Linked DNA regions of Homo sapiens: region 2 is linked to region 1. A link is a loop called in an ENCODE intact Hi-C map of the cell type or tissue named here. Cell type or tissue: PC-3. All regions are shown on one strand. Region 1 overlaps INO80C (INO80 complex subunit C). Region 2 overlaps GALNT1 (polypeptide N-acetylgalactosaminyltransferase 1).

Region 1 (8,000 bases):
AATAATCAAATAGAAAAGCCAGAAATTAAAAACACAATTAGAGAGATAAACGATGCTTCCAATAGGCTCATTGGTATACTCTATACAGTGAGTAAAGAACTTGAAGACACATCAGTAGATACCATCCAAACTGAACCGCAACGAAATAAGAGTTTTTAAAAGCAAACAAACCAGAACAGAGCATCCAAGAGTTTTGGGACACTATCAAATAGTTTAACATGTGTGTAACTGGAATCCTAGAAGAAGGGAAAAAGACAAGGCAAAAGAAATATTTGAAGAAATAATAGCCAAGAATTTTCCAAAATTCTTGACAGATACCAAACCACAAATCCAAAACCTCAGAGAACATCAAGAATACATACCAGAAAAATAATACCCTGAGTCATATTCAATACCCAGTCATATTCAAACTGCTGAAAACAAAAGACGAAGAGAAGATCTTGAAGGCAGTCAAACAAGAAACATTACATAGAGATGAACAAAGGTAAGAATTATATCAAACTTCTCATCAGAAACCATGGAAGCAAAAAGACAACATTTAACCACTGACATCTTAAAAGTGATGAAAGAAAAAACTGTCAGCCCAGACTTGAAAATGTCATTCAAAAATACTCATTGAAAATATCATTCAAAAAGGAAGAACAAGGCTGGGTGCAGTGGCTCACGCCTGTAATCCCAGCACTTTGGGAGACCAAGACAGGATGATCACTTGAGCCCAGGAATTTGAGACCAGGCCCGGGCAACAGGGTGAAATCCCATCTCTACAAAAAACACAAAAAATTAGCCAGGCATGGTGGCACACACCTGTAGCCCCAGTTACTTGGGAGGCTGAGGTAGATGCATCACCTGAGCCTGGGAGGTCAAGACGGCTGCAGTGAGCCAAGATGGCATCACTGCACTCCAGCCTGGGCAACAGAGTAAGACCCTGTCTTAAAAAAAAAAAAATGAAGAAGAAATAAAGGCTCTTTGACAAAACAAAAAAAGAAAGGACTTCGTTAGTAGCAAATCTACTTTATAAGAAAAGCACAGTAAATTGTTCCAGTAGAAAGAATATGACATCAGATTGCAACTTGGAAATAGACAACAAAATGAAAAAAGGTGGAAACAGAATGAAATGAAGATAAAAGAAAGTTCTTTTTTTTCTTATTTTTATTTCTCTAAAAGGTAACTGTCTAAAGCACAAATTAACAGCCATACATTTTGTTTGTAGCATATGTAAAAGTAAACTATATGACAACAAAGAATGAGAGAGTGGAATTAGAAATTCACTACTAGAAGTCCCTCACATTATGCACAAAGTGGCAAAATATTTGAAAATAGATTCAGGTTATTTAAAATGTATATTGTAAACATGAAAGTAACCATTCATAATTTGTAAAAGAGGTGTAAATAATAAGGAAACAAACAGAATTTTAAAATGTTCAATTAACCCCAGTTTTATCATGAGAAAACATCAGAGGAATTCCAGTAGTGGAGGATTCTACTAAATACCTGACTAGTGCTCCTTAAAACTGTTAAGGTCATTAAAAACAAGGACAACCTGAGAAACTGGCAGAGCCAAGAGGAGTCTAACGAGACAGGATGACTAAATTTGATATAGTTTTAGGTAAAAACTAAGGAAATGTGAATAAATTATAGACTTTAGTTAATAATAATATATAACTATTGGTTCATTAATTGTAACAAATATACCATAGATGTTAATAACAGCAGAAACTGAGTTTGGGTTATATGGGCACTTTCTATACTATTGTCTCCGTTTTTCATAAATCTAGAACTGTTCTGAAAAATATAGTCTATTAAAAAACGCTCAATAAATCCAGAGAAGGCAGAAAAAGGGAAATAAGCAACACAAATGGAACAAATAACAACTAGTGAGATGGTAGATTTAAATACAACCATATCAACAATCACTTTAAAGATGAATAGCCTAAGGACAACAGTTCTTAGATTGATAGACTGGATAAAAAGCAAGATCCACTGGGTGCAGAGGCTCACGTCTTTAATCCCAGCACTTTGAGAGGCTGATGTTGGGAGATCACTTGAGCCAAGGAGTTCAAGGCTTCAGTGAGTTATGATCACACCACTCCATTCTAGCCTGGGTAAAAGAGCAAGACTCTACCTCCAAAAGAAAAAGAAAAAGAAAGACCCAACAACTCAACAATATGCTTTCAACAAGAATCCACTTTAAATATATAGATAGTTTAAAAGTGAAAAGATAGGCCAGGTATGGTGGCTCATACCTGTAATCCCAGCACTTTGGGAGGCCAAGGCAGGAGGATCACTTGAGGTCAGGAGTTCAAGACCAGCCTGGCCAACATGGCAAAACCTCATCTCTACTAAAAATACAAAAATTAGCCAGGCATGGTGGCGTGTGCCTGTAGTCCCAGCTACTCAGGAGGCTGAGGCAGGATAATCGCTTGAACCCAGGAGGTAGAGGCTGGAGTGAGCCAAGAGCGTGCCACTGCACTCCAGCCTGGGCAACACAGTGAGACTCTGTCTCAAAAAAAAGTGAAAAGATCAAGAAAGATATACCATCCACACATGAACGAAAGAAAGCTGGGGTAACGATATTAATTTCAGACAAAGTAGACTTCAGAACAATGAATATTATCAGGGACAAACAGGGATATTACATAATAATAACAAAGGAGGCAATTCTCCTCCGTACATAATTAATTTGGTCAATTTGTTAGATAAGTTGGAGTCATATTTTCATTAAAATGTAAAGTACTTAAATTATTTTTCCAAATTTATGAGATGAAAAAGGATTAAGACCCTGACATGCAAGAGCTAATTAAAAGAATCTCTAAGTTCATCCATTTGTTTAAGAAAACAAAACAAAACAAAACAAAACAAAACAAAAAAAGATGAATCTTAGGTTCCACCTTCTGCAAATAAGGAAATGGGGGTGTTCTGAGGTTCCTGAGCTTTAGCAACTTGCCCACTTCCCACTATTTCAGCTCTGCTGGCAGTTTCTGAATTGTGTTCCCCAGAAGCACTTGAGCAGTCACTGTGGTGGGGAGTGGGGAGGAAGATAGGCGGCCAGATCCACATGGGACCACAGCAGAAAGGTGGGCTCCAGGCTGTTATATATTGGATTCTGTAAAAGATTTCATTTGGAAAAGGGGTTCTGATGCTTAAAAATAAGTTTGAATGTCACAACCTTTGCCAAAGCACCTGTTTAGAGAAGTTTAAACATGGTTTTGTAAATACAATCATCATCTAAAATGCAGGTTTTTAAAACTTCAGCAGTAAAAAAAGAAATACATAGTTGTTTCTTTCATGTTATCTCATATAGTTAACTAGCAGAGGTAAAGAAGAGAAGCTGGAGTCTCCTGCTTTCTGGTTCAATCCTCCCTGCAGGCTGCCCCCACAGATGCCTGTTTGCAGCAATGAACACACTGCACAAACCTATCACCTATCACTGTAGACAGGCTCCAGGCAGGACCAGCCATGATCAATATTCAACACTTGTCTAATTAGACATTACTGTGAAATCTTTTCCATTTAATGTTATAAGAGATATAATCATACTCACAAGCAGACCTGAAACATCAGAATACTTCTTAGCTGGCTTAAAGGATGGAGGAGCATCAATACTGAAGTCTGGGAAAAAAAAAAAAAAAAGATAACTAAACTGAACTGAAAACATTCAAATCCCTTCTCTTTTTTTTTCTAAAATAGTATTTGATAATATTCCTGAAAATTTCCTTTGTGATTAAGTAGTCACAGAAGTCTCTGGAGATTAACTAGAGAAGTAGGGGAGGATTCTCAGAAACAAGACAGTATGTCACAGGCCAAGTGCAGGCTCCAGATCTAGCCCTGCCCTGTCACCAGGGACCCTCTATTCCCACAGAACCACCGGAAAGCTCATCTGCCCACCAGCTATTTTCACGATCTCACACTACATGGGCTGATGGTGATGAAATGCCAAATGAGCCAATAACTGGATCTGAGCACCCTGACACCCTCATGTCCACACCCAGACGAATGAATGACTAGCTCACTTGTCACCCATGTGAGTCACCCCCATGAAAGAAGTACAGTGGAGTAGGAGATGGTGAGAACTTTGAACTTGTACTTTCCAGTGAAGCTGAACAGAACATATAACAGTGTTTTACATAAATCTGGACACACTGCAGCATGAAGTATTTACTAAACACTGGCTCACAAAGTATAAAAGAGCTGGCCTTTAAGCTGGTTGTCAGGAACCCTCCTAAATCTGGTATTATACTTGGGCTACCTTGTTTTTGGAAACACATTTTAAGAGTAGACTTTTGAATAAGAAGTTTGTCTAGTAGAAACACCAATATTATCATATTGGGACCTATGACCCTAAAAACCACACATCCATGACAACACAAACAAATAGGCTCAATACAGATACAGTTATGAGAAAATACACACATAATCTGCCCAGACTGATGCCACTATAAAATTCTCAAGCTAAAAATTATTTCCTACAATGATGCAAACACAATACAATAATGTAGGTTGTTATAAGACAGTTCCTACTCTGAACATTACAAACACATGGAAGGCTCTAGACAGCTCACAGTTAGGATCGTTCAGTTGCCACGGCAATGCCCTTTCAGAAGCGAGGATTTGTTTCAGGTTCTTCCAGGTTCTGTTCTTCTTGCCAGCTACTGCGCCACCGTGGCCAGAGTGCTTGAATTGAAGGCATGGATTAGAAGAAACAAAAACCAATGGAGACTACCATTTCGACATCTGACATTTATGCCTAATCATAACTGTAATATACCTCTCATCTGTCAACAATCATTAAGACCCCTGAGACTTTTTTTAAAAGGTATTTCACTGTACACATTAACATGTTAATCTTAGTTTAAAAAAGAAGTTTTCAGATTGTCAAAACCCTTGAGTTAGTTTGTGCTGGAGTAGAAATAAAAGGCTACTTCTTTATATGCACGTAAAAAAAAAAGCCTTTATTGGGTCTAACTTTGTAGAATTCATTCATGAATTTCTTCATACTTTAAGATAAATTTACTACAAAGTCAGATTTAAATCCAGGACTGCATCTCTCAACTCCCTTCTCGGGGCAAGTCTCTGCCATGTAAACTGGGGATCCTGGAAAAGTTGAGAAAGCCCCAGTTGCAGTATGGGTACTCTTCTAGGTACCTCTTTTTTTTTTTTTTTATCCTACAAAGATGACACAATAAAATGGAAAAGAATACCAAAATCTGTTGCAAACACTGGTAATATTGTATTTCCAAAACTAATTCATTAAAAAAAAATTTAACAGTATAATCTGAACTGCTGCAGTTTATTACCAGTCTCAAGAATGAAAGGAAGAATACCCTGTGTTCTACTCCACAGCACAACAGCTTGGATTTACCTTATGAAACTAATGAGGAAGTACTTCTCATTTAGCTAAATATTTCAAGCTTTGTCTAAGATTGTAAGACCAATGAAAAGGTTAGGGGAACAATCATCATGGAAATGTCCCACCCTCCAAACAGTATCCTTTAATGAATCCACAAAGGACACCCAAATCCTTGGGATATGGCACATTAAAAGATCAACAGAAAGAACCCTTCTCTTGTCCCCATCTTGCCCATAGGGGAGAAGGAGGTAACTGAGACTGAGGGAGGAGAGAATGCCAGTGCCACCCTGGCTACAGGCCCAGCAAGATCAGAGGCTGAGGTGTGGCATTTGGATGTTTATTCAGCTAATACCTTCGATGCTTACCACAAAGTTGGGATCCTTAAATGGCAAAGGTTTGGCAGCTTTTTCCACAGGTCCTGTGCTAAACTCAGAGGGCACCATTTTATTCTCACTCATGGCTTCCATGCTGATACCCTTAAAACATAATAAAAATAGTTTGAAGAAGTCAGTTTCTTTCAGCTGAGTTCCCCACCTCTGCTCTCAACAGGGCATACGATGATGCCACAGGGCATGCAAGGGAAGACAGTATGCCCAGAGCTCCAGCAGGCAGCCTGCCCTAGGGGAGGGCACACCACACGGGGAGTAGCACCTGCTGTGCAGAAGCCACAGGAGAAACAGGCCAGGACCTCCAACTGCTATGTTTCCCGGGTACCCTAAGTGCCAAGCACAGGGATGGCTGTCCTACGCAAGTTAGCTCATTTAATTCTGACAACCACTCCACAGTAGGTGCTATTATCCCCAGCATACAGAAAAGAAAACTGAGGCCCAGGGGAACAGGTTCAAGGTCACATAGTGATTGAGTTTTGGATTCAAACCTAGGTTGGGCCAGTTCTAAAGCCCTCATAATCTCCATGACACCACACAGTTCTGACTTCCACTGATCTTATGAACTCTGTCTTAAAATATTAAGACAACAAAGGTCCAGCCCCTTTAAGGGTCTAGTTGGCCAGAGAACCCAGACTGGAGCTGGTATGCTTAAGTGGCACAACAGGACATGGGCATTCCAAGGAAGGAAAACGGAAAAAAAGCTGGAGGGCCACAGGTCAGCTGGCAGCAGCCAGAGAGTGCCCTGACAAGAACGCTAATATGGTTTAAAGCAAAAAACCTTTAAGCTAACAATCACAAAGAAAAAACAAGCCAAAGTAAGAAACCACTTCTGATCTGTAATACAATTTCCCATCTTGCCAGGCTTCAATTAACTTTTAAAAAATTGAGATGTGATTTACATACAGTGAAATACACAGATCTTAAATGTAGTTGTCATGAGTTTTGCCAAAAGTTTACACTAGTACAATTCCTATCCTTGTCAATACCTTCCAGTCCCAACGGCAACCGCTGTTCTAATTTCTACCACATTACTTCTGCCTGTTGGAGAACTTCGTATAAACAGCATTTAACAGCATGTACTCTAGTGTCTGGATTCTTTTGCTCAGCATAAAGTTTCTGAGATGTGGCCAGGCATGGTGGCTCACACCTGTAATCCTAGCACTTTGGGAGGCTGAGGTGGTTGGATCACTTGAGGTCAGGAGTTCAAGACCAGCCTGGCCAACATGGTGAAACTCCACCTCTACTAAAAATACAAAAATTAGCCACGCATGGTGATGTGTGCCTGTAGACCCAGCTACTCGGGAGGCTGAGGCAGGAAAATCACTTGAACCTGGGAGGCGGAGGCTGCAGTGAGCCGAGATCATGCCACTGCACTCCAGCCTGGGCAACAGCGAGACTCTACTCCGTCTCAAAAACAAAGAAAAGTTTCTGAGATGTATCCATGTTGTTGCGTGGATCAGTCTGTTTCAGTGTATTTGCACACTACTCAACACAATAGTATTCCACGGTAAGGAGGCACCCCAATTTGTTTATTCATTTTCGTGTTCGTGGACGTTCGGTTCATTATCAGTCTTCAGCTATTACAAATAAAGCCTCTGTGATGTTTTCATTTCTCTTGGGCAAATACCTAGGAGTGGAATGGTTGGGTTATAGGGTAAGTGTATGTTTAACTTTACAAGTCACTGCCAAATCATGTTCCAAAGGTTGCATGCACCCTTCAAAAAAAGAGTTAAGGCTAAAAGTCATCATGTTGTCATGTGGAATGTGGAAGACACTACATGATTAACTAAATCACAGCTTATCTACTCTCAGCTGGAATTTTAGCAACTTATTCTGGTTCCCTCATGCTGATAAGGAGCTCAACTTACTTAGTAAGTGAAAATCTTACTTATCTTAGTAAGAGAGTATGGTGGAATATGAATATATCTACATTCATTCATGTTGGGGGAAGAGGAGTGGAGAAGACAAGAACCACTCACATTGCTGCAATAGTTCTTTGGGTGCTCTCTCCTCAAACACCTTCTCTGACCCCTCTCCAGGTCTCTCCACCTGAGCCGGGGTTCCAGCCAAGGCCCTGTGCTCCCTCTCCTCTGTGGCCGCCACCTTCTGTCTGGATTCCCCTTCACCTCATCCTCTCCACTTCTAAGGTCTTTCTTAGCTTTTCTTCCCTCCAAGCTCAGTGCAAATGTCAACTTTAAGAACTGAGAGGCTGCCCATTCCTCATCCTTTTCCTACCATCTGTACCCACAGTGATCTATCTCTTC
Region 2 (8,000 bases), 160 kb after region 1:
CCTTTGTAGGGACATGGATGAAGCTGGAAACCATCATTCTCAGCAAACTATCACAAGGACAAAAAACCAAACACCCCATGTTCTCACTCATAGGTGGGAACTGAACAATGAGAACACTTGGACACAGGAAGGGGGACATCACACACTGGGGTCTGTTGTGGGATGGGGGAGGGGGGAGGGATAGCAATTAGGAGATACACCTAATATAAGTGATGAGTTAATAGGTGCAGCACACCAACATGGCATGTGTATACATATGTAACAAACCTGCACATTGTGCATGTGTACCCTCGAACCTAAAAGTATTATAATAAAAAAAATTATGTTGATTGGACTTTATGCCTCATATACAAGCAAGAGAATGGCTTGTACTAAAATCCCAGTTTAGTAATTTGAGAAATGTAACAATAAAGCATAGTCCCAATACTAATTAATTAGTACACTCACTTCTGATTAGGGAGGTCAATCTGAAGGCTAAATAAGGACCAGTTTCAGAAATTGAAAGATACTTGTTATATAGGATTTAACCTGCTTGAACTTAACCCAGTAATCCTGTCATGTGATCTAGAAATCATTCCCAGAGCCATTGCTGAAGATACAGGATGAAAGTTTGTCTGTGAGCTTTGCTTTGCAGTGTTCCAAATGACCATTTGAGTTCTTGTTGTGTAAGTATACATGAGAAAGGCTCTCCATTGTTTATTTAATCTGAGAAGGTGCCTCTAGAAATAATACCATTTAAAATTTACCAAGTGTTTACTGTCATGTATGAGTGTGTTGTTCATTTTCTCATTTAGTTTAGTGCAATGGGGCTATAAGGAAAATATGTTTTTCTCATTTAAAGGAACAAAGAGGCTCAGGTTTTTGCAAATACAGTAACATTGCTAGGGGTCACATAACTCATAAGTGTTGCTGCAACTGAAATTTGAACTCATTTGAATTTCAGCATTTGGCTTAATAGACACTGATTTCTGTCTTAATATGCTGATTGTGTGGGGGTTCCCAAGACCCACCCGTAGGTTCAGTGATTGGCTAGAAGGACTCACATGATCCAGCATCAGTTGTACTAACAGCCAGGATTTATTACAGCACAGGAAAAAGGTGCACGGGGTGAAGTTCAGAGGCAAACAGACACAAGCTTCCAAGAGTCCTCTCCCTATGGAGTCACACAGGATGTACATAATTCTTCCAGCAATGAATCGTGACAACATGTGTGAAATGTTGTGTACTAGGGAACCTCATTAGAGAGTCAGTGCCCGAGATTTTTATTGAGTCTGGTCATGTAGGCATCTCCTGCCTAACACATACCAAAATTCCAGATTCCCGGAAGGAAAGCAGATGTTTATACAAACAATACAATGTTGTTTGTAAAGTTTAGGCACAGTGAATCACGCTTATCATTTAGGAAAAGTTTTATATCAATGTAGGGAACTGTTCACCATTAAAGTTTCCACATGCCAGCCAAGGGCCAATCTCGACAACCAAGTCCTTCTAAGGATAGCAATCTTAGGCCTGTTAACTTTTTTCCTGTACACTGATTTATTCATTTGAAGCAGTTGTGATTATTATCATTCAGCTTTTGACAAGTAATGAGAAAAGTACATATTATGGCAAACTAAATTATTTAATGGAATCTGTTTTGTGGAGGGTGGAGAGGTCCCAGTTGCCGCTGATTTTCTGGAAGGATGCACACAACATAAAGCTGTACTCATGGCTCAAGTTTATTACAGCAAAGGATACAATGCAGGAAGAAGGTAAATGGTAGAGTGGGTAGGCATAGGCTTCCAGGTCCTATCTCAGTGAGAATCACAGGGACATGCTTTTCTCTCCAGCAGTGAGTGATAGAGACACATGCAAGATGTCTCTAGCCAGAGAAGCACACAAGTGTTACAGTCCAGAGTTCTTACAGGGAGCTAGTCACATAAGCACATTCCTACCATATGACCAGCTCTGGTAACTGAAACTGGGGACCCCACACCAGACACCAGGTACACATAATAAATCTTAATGATTACTTTAAAACAATGCTGACAGCCTGGTACATCCTGACTCACTGCCTGGAGCATACACAAAAAGATCATTAACAAGTGACTGTTAACAATCCAGGAACATAGTTCTCAGAGTTTGGCTAGGGTCATTGCCGTGACTCCAGGAATCCCCTAGAGATTAGCACAACCTAAGTAAAACGGACCTGCTGTGTTAACTCGATTCATACAGTTGAAATACTGTTGGATTTGTTGAATGCAATATTTAATGCTAGATATACTCTTTAGAGTATGATATTCTAAATGTAGAAACAATAATTGATGGTAAAATAGCTGACCAATTTTGTTTCTCTGAGAAGTTTGTAGATTTTTTTTTTAATTAGGGATTTATAGATTCTTTTCTTTTAGGGTGACTTTTGGATTTCCTATTTTTGTCCACAGCTATTTGTATTATATAATGATATGTGTTATGTTAAAGAGTAATACAAAAATATTAACTTAAAGACAGTTATTTCAAAATTAACCTTCACTTTGTGAAGGTCTTCCTTGTGATTGGCTTTATAACACAATGGGATCCTTTTTTACAGAATTTGCAGAATTGTGGAAATACCAGTTTTGCAGAAAGCACATCAGCCATAGTTTTTTTTAAAAAAGAATGTCTGATTCCAGGATATGGAATCAATCTTTGCCGCTTTATTTATTGCTAGTTGAAACCTGCTTTATGTTATACAGAAACAACAAAGTGGATGGTGACAGTCCCCTGCTTAAAAATGGGACATTCTGAGTTAACATAGTTAAATAGATTCCCATATTTTTCCTTATTGCAGAACTTTACAGACCCTTTAGTAGGATAATATGCAATGTGAATCTACCAGGACAAATAGAGTATAGACTGTTTCCTCGACTTACTTGACTCTGGAATGTCTTTAGTGAAGACTGTCTCAGTTATTGGTCCTGCAATAACAGTGTTCTTTAGAACAAAATGGACCAGAGGGAAAGACTGTCTTAAGGACAGGGAAAGGCCATTAGAGGGTTTTAGGTCAAAGAGAGACAGAAACAAAACAACTGTAGAAAAAACTTACTTTAAACAAACAAAACCTTGTATCATATGCTGCTTTCTCATAAAACCTGTTCAGAAACTTCCCTATCTTGATGTTTCTTTGCCTGTCAGGTTTCCTTAATTGATATTTCTCTTTGGAATGTGAATGGCATGTCTCTTAGATTGGTGTTTAACAGTGTGATTAGATGTGGGTCGTTACATTCATGCTTGTACCACCTACAGTACCTGACACAGTATCAAGAACATCATTGGACAAAATAAATATCCAGAGAGCATGAAATGAGTTGTGACTCAAAAATACAGGCATGTCCATGTTATTGTACTTTGTTTTATTGTACTTCACAGATACTACTTTGTTTTTTTTTTTTTTTTTTTTTTTTTCAACAAATGGAAAGTTTGTGGCAACCCTACACTGAAAAAGTCCATAGGCACCATTTTTCCAACAGCATCTGCTCACTTTGTGTCTTTATGTCACATTTTGGTAATTCTTAGAGTATTTCAGAGGTTTTCATTATTATATCTGTTGTGGTGATTTTTGATTAGTGATCTTTGTTGTTATTATTGTAATCATTTTGAGGTACCACAAACTTGTGCCCATACAAGACGGCAAGTTTAATCAATAAATGTCTTTTCTGACTGCTCCGCCGACCAGCCGTTTCCCTGTCTCTCTCCCTCTCCTCGGGTATCCCTGTTCCCCAAGATACAACACATACACCACCACACTCTGCTAAGCAACAGTATTGAAAGGATGCAAATTAATAACCCTACAGTGGCCTCTAAGCATTCAAGTGAAAGGAAGAGTCATGTGTCTCTCACTTAAAAGCTAGAAAAGATAACGCTTAGTGAGGAAGGCATGTCGAAAGCAGAGATGGGCCAAAAGCTGGGCTTCTTGCGCCATATAACTTGAAAAGTTCTGAATGGCAAGGAAGAGTTCTTGAAGGAAGCTACTCCAGTGAACACACAAATGATAAGAAAGCAGAACAGCTTTATTGCTGACAAGACAGTTTTAGTAGTCTGCATAGATCAAACCAACCACAACGTTCCCTTAAGTCCAGCCTAATCAAGAGCAGGGCCCTAACTCGTCAATGCTATGAAGGCTGAGAGAGGTGAGGAAGCTGCAGAAGAAAAGTTTGAAGCTAGCAGAGATTGGTTCAGGAGGTTTAAGGAAACAAGCCATCTCCACAATGTAAAAACAAGTGTTGTTGTAGAAGCTGCAGCAAGTTATCCAGAGGATCTAGCTAAGACCGTTGATGAAGGTGGCTACACTAAAAAACAGATTTGCAATGCAGACAAAACAGCCTTCTATTGGAAGAAGATGCCATCTAAGACTTTCATAGGTAGAGAGAAGTCAGTGCCTGACTTTAAAGCGTCAAAGAACAGACTGACTTTGTTAGTAGGTGATAGTGCAGCTAGTAACTTTAAGTTGAAGCCAATGTTCAGTTACCATTCTGAAAATTCTAGGACCCTTAAGAATTACACTAAATCTATTCTGCCTCTGCTCTATACATGGAACAACAAAGGCTGGATGACAGCATATCTGTTTACAACATGGTTTATTGAATAATTTAATTCCACTGTTGAGACTTGCTGCTTAATAAAAAAGATTCCTTTCAAAATATTACTTTTCATTGAGAATGCACCTGGTTACCCAAGAGCTGTGATGGAGGTGTGTGATGAGAATAATGTTTTCATGCCTGCAAATGCAACATTTATTCTGCAGCCCATGAATCAAAGAGTAATTTTGACTGTCAAGTCTTATTTAAGAAATACATTTCATAAGGCCATAGTTGCTGGGTCTGACCCACAGACCCCGACCAAGCGATGGATGAACGGATGCACTCAGACACAGGTATCCAGTGAGAGTGGGCTAGGAGACTCGGCTGCTCATGTACCCCAAGGAGGGTGTTGTAAAGAGTTGTAGCAGCTGTGGCCCTGACAAGCTGGTGCTGCAGGCATTTATTTATACAGATTTAATGACAAAGGCCTTGAGTCAACACACTTTTGGGTAATTAACATGGTGCTTCCCCCCTTCCCCACCCCACACACACACACAGCCCCAGCAGTCCTGCACTCAGATGATTAAAGGCCAGGTTCTACTAAGTAAACTAAGTTATCTAGATCAGTTTCTTTACATCTCCTTGTTATCTAACCTAAGCGTTCAGGCACAGGGTGAGAGAATCTGGCTGCCTTCAGCCAAATCCTTTTCTGAAGCTTTTGTAAAATCTCCCGGCCTTCCAAGAAGGTTTGCATCTTTCTACAATTTTTCCCACCACAGTGACCAATCTCCTACACATAGCTCCCATAGACAGTGATTCCTTTGGTGGATCTGAGCAAAGTAACAGAGTTTCACCATTCTAGATGCCATTAAGAACATTTCTGATTCATGGGAGGAGGTCAAAACATTGACAGGAGTTTGGAAGAAGCTGAGTTCAACTGCAGATGTGGTAGCAATAGCAAGAGAACTAGAATTAGAAGTGGAGCCTGAAGATATGGCTGAATTGCTGCAATCTTAAGATAAAACTTGAATGGATGAGTAGTTACTTCTTATGGATGGGGAAAGAAAATAGTTTCTTGAGACAGACTCTGCTCCTTGTGAGGATGCTATGAACACAGTTGAAATGACAACAAAAAATTTAGAATAATCCATAAACCTAGTTGATAAAGCAGTGGCAAGGGGTTTGAGAGGATTGGCTTCAATTTCGAAAAAAGTTCTACTCTGGGTAAGATGCCATCAAACAGCATTGCATGCTGTAGAGAAATCTTTCATGAAAGGAAGAGTTGATGTGGCAAACTTCATTTTTGTCTTATTTTAAGAAATTGCGACAGCCACTCCAGCAGCCACCACCCTGAACGATCAGCAGCCATCAACACTAAGGCAAGACCCTCCACCAGCAAAAAAATTACGATTCGCTGAAGGCAAAGATGATTGGTAGAATTTTTTAGCAGTAAAATTTTTAAATTAAGGTATATACATTACTTTTAAAGACAATGCTGTTGCGTACACACTGCTGTATAGTATCAACATAACTTTTATTTGTACTGGGAATCCAAAATATTTATGACTCATTTTACTGAATATTTGCTTTATTTTGGTAGTCAGGAACCACACCTGCAGTATCTCTGAGGTATGCCTGTAGCGAAACTTCATTTTTTTAAAGAACAACAATATAGTAGACATAAAAGTTAGGTGCTATGCATTTATTTTAGTAATGATATCATTTTGAGAAACATTTTTGGAATTTTATTTTAGACTTCTCTTGAGTTTGGCTTTTTTTCCCATTAACATTAACTTATTTTTTGTGATCTTTATGCTTGTTTGATTTGTAGAATTGTTCCACCATAAATATTTAAATACTTTTAACTACTAGATTTCTTTTTTCTTTTGTCAGACGAAGTCTCACTTTTGTCCCCCAGGGTGGAGTGCAGTGGTGCGATCTCAGCTCACTGCAACCTCCACCTCCCGGGTTCAAGCAATTCTCCTGCCTCAGCCTCCCGAGTAGCTGGGATTACAGGTGCCTGCCACCACAGCCGGCTAATTTTTGTATTTTAAGTAGAGACAGGGTTTCACCATGTTGGCCAGGCTGGTCTCAAAACTCCTGACCTCAGGTGATCCCCCCACCTTGGCCTCCCAAAGTGCTAGGATTACAGGTGTGAGCCACCATGTCCAGCCTTAACTACTAGATTTCTTTTGCAGTATTTGGAATATTATTTTAAGTAATTAAATGATCAATCATAGCTACTACATTCTTTTTTTGCCTTATTAAAACCTACCCTTTAAGATCAGGAATAAAACAAGGATGCCTGTTGTTACCTTCCTTTTTCAATATGTTATTAATACTAGAAATCTTCGCAAGGTAGCTGAATTTAAAATCAACAAATAAAAATACAGGTGCATTTTTGTAAATCAGCAATAAAATACCATTTCAGGTAGGAAAAAATTAAAGTAACAAGTATTTTCTAACAAAATTGTGTTAAACCTTTAAAAGAAAATTATAAAATTTTATTGGAAGATGTTAGGAAAGGTCTAAATAAATGGAGAGAGAATATTTTTATAGATTTAAAGATGCTTTTGGAAAGATAGCAGATCTCTCCAGTTATTTATAGATTTATTTCAATCTAGTCAGAATCATGACAACTTTTATTTTTGGGTTAAAAAGTTGATTCTAAAATTTTTGAGGAAGACTTAACAGGTCAGGAGTAGCCAAGACACTCCTCTAAAGAAGTTGTGATAGGTGAGAAGACTTGTTTTACCATATATGAAGAATTAGTATAAAGCTGTAAAAGTTAAGACAACAGTATGGTATAGGGAGAGATAGATCAATAGAAGAGAATATGGAAACCCAGAAACTTGGCTTGTGACAAAGTTGGTATTACACTCCTTTAGAGAGAGCTTTCCATAAATAGTTCTTGGACAGCTGGTTATCCACATAGGAGGGAATGACATTGAATCCCTGCTTAAATGGGAAAAGCAAACCTTTAACATTTTTAGATATTAAAACATTATAATGATTTCTAGATAGAGAAGATTTTCTTAAAACATAGAAAATATGAACCGTAAAAGATGCTACTTTTTTTGTTTTAGAGATGGGGGTCTTGCTATGTTGCCTAAGTTGGTCTTGAACTTCTGGCCTCAAGCAATCCTCCCACCTTGGCTTCCCAAAGTATTGGGACTATAGGCATTAGCCACCATACCCAGACAAAGATACTTCTTTTTTATTAAGAACATTGGGAAAAGGGCTTGGGATGGTGGCTCATACCTGTAATCCCAGCACTTTGGGAGGCTGAGGTGGGAGGATTGCCTGAGCCCAGGAGTATGAGACCAGCCTGGCCAATATGGTGAAACCCTCTCTTTGCAAAAAAAATACAAAAATTAGGCGGGCATGATGGCGTGTGCCTGTAGTCCTAGCTCGGAGGCTGAAGTGGGAAGGATTCATTGAGCCCAGGAGGTTGAGGCTTCA

Evidence for each region. A loop is a pair of places that touch in the nucleus more often than their neighbours do. Peaks named below come from ENCODE experiments on the same cell type or tissue, not always from the same donor. Only the 100,000 strongest peaks of a DNase experiment are listed, where the experiment ranks them.
Region 2: it touches region 1 in a loop (4-fold over the local background); 2 of 110 quality-filtered maps call a loop at or near these places.

The regions. Positions count from the first base shown.
Region 1 is chr18:35,474,741-35,482,740 of GRCh38, forward strand. It overlaps INO80C (INO80 complex subunit C), which reads right to left. Exons shown (of 5, transcript NM_194281.4): 2 at 5,713-5,823; 3 at 4,560-4,671; 4 at 3,542-3,609. Among named protein-coding and RNA genes, the nearest start is that of ZNF24TR, 12 kb to the left of the region's middle. RefSeq lists an enhancer at 3,499-4,698. In PC-3, no CTCF peak of the experiment used is centred here; a DNase peak (open chromatin) is centred at 3,991; H3K4me3 peaks cover 1,074 bases; H3K27ac peaks cover 4,466 bases.
Region 2 is chr18:35,633,386-35,641,385 of GRCh38, forward strand. All of the region lies in intron 1 of GALNT1 (polypeptide N-acetylgalactosaminyltransferase 1), which reads left to right. Among named protein-coding and RNA genes, the nearest start is that of MIR3975, 46 kb to the left of the region's middle. In PC-3, no CTCF peak of the experiment used is centred here; no DNase peak of the experiment used is centred here; H3K27ac peaks cover 2,456 bases.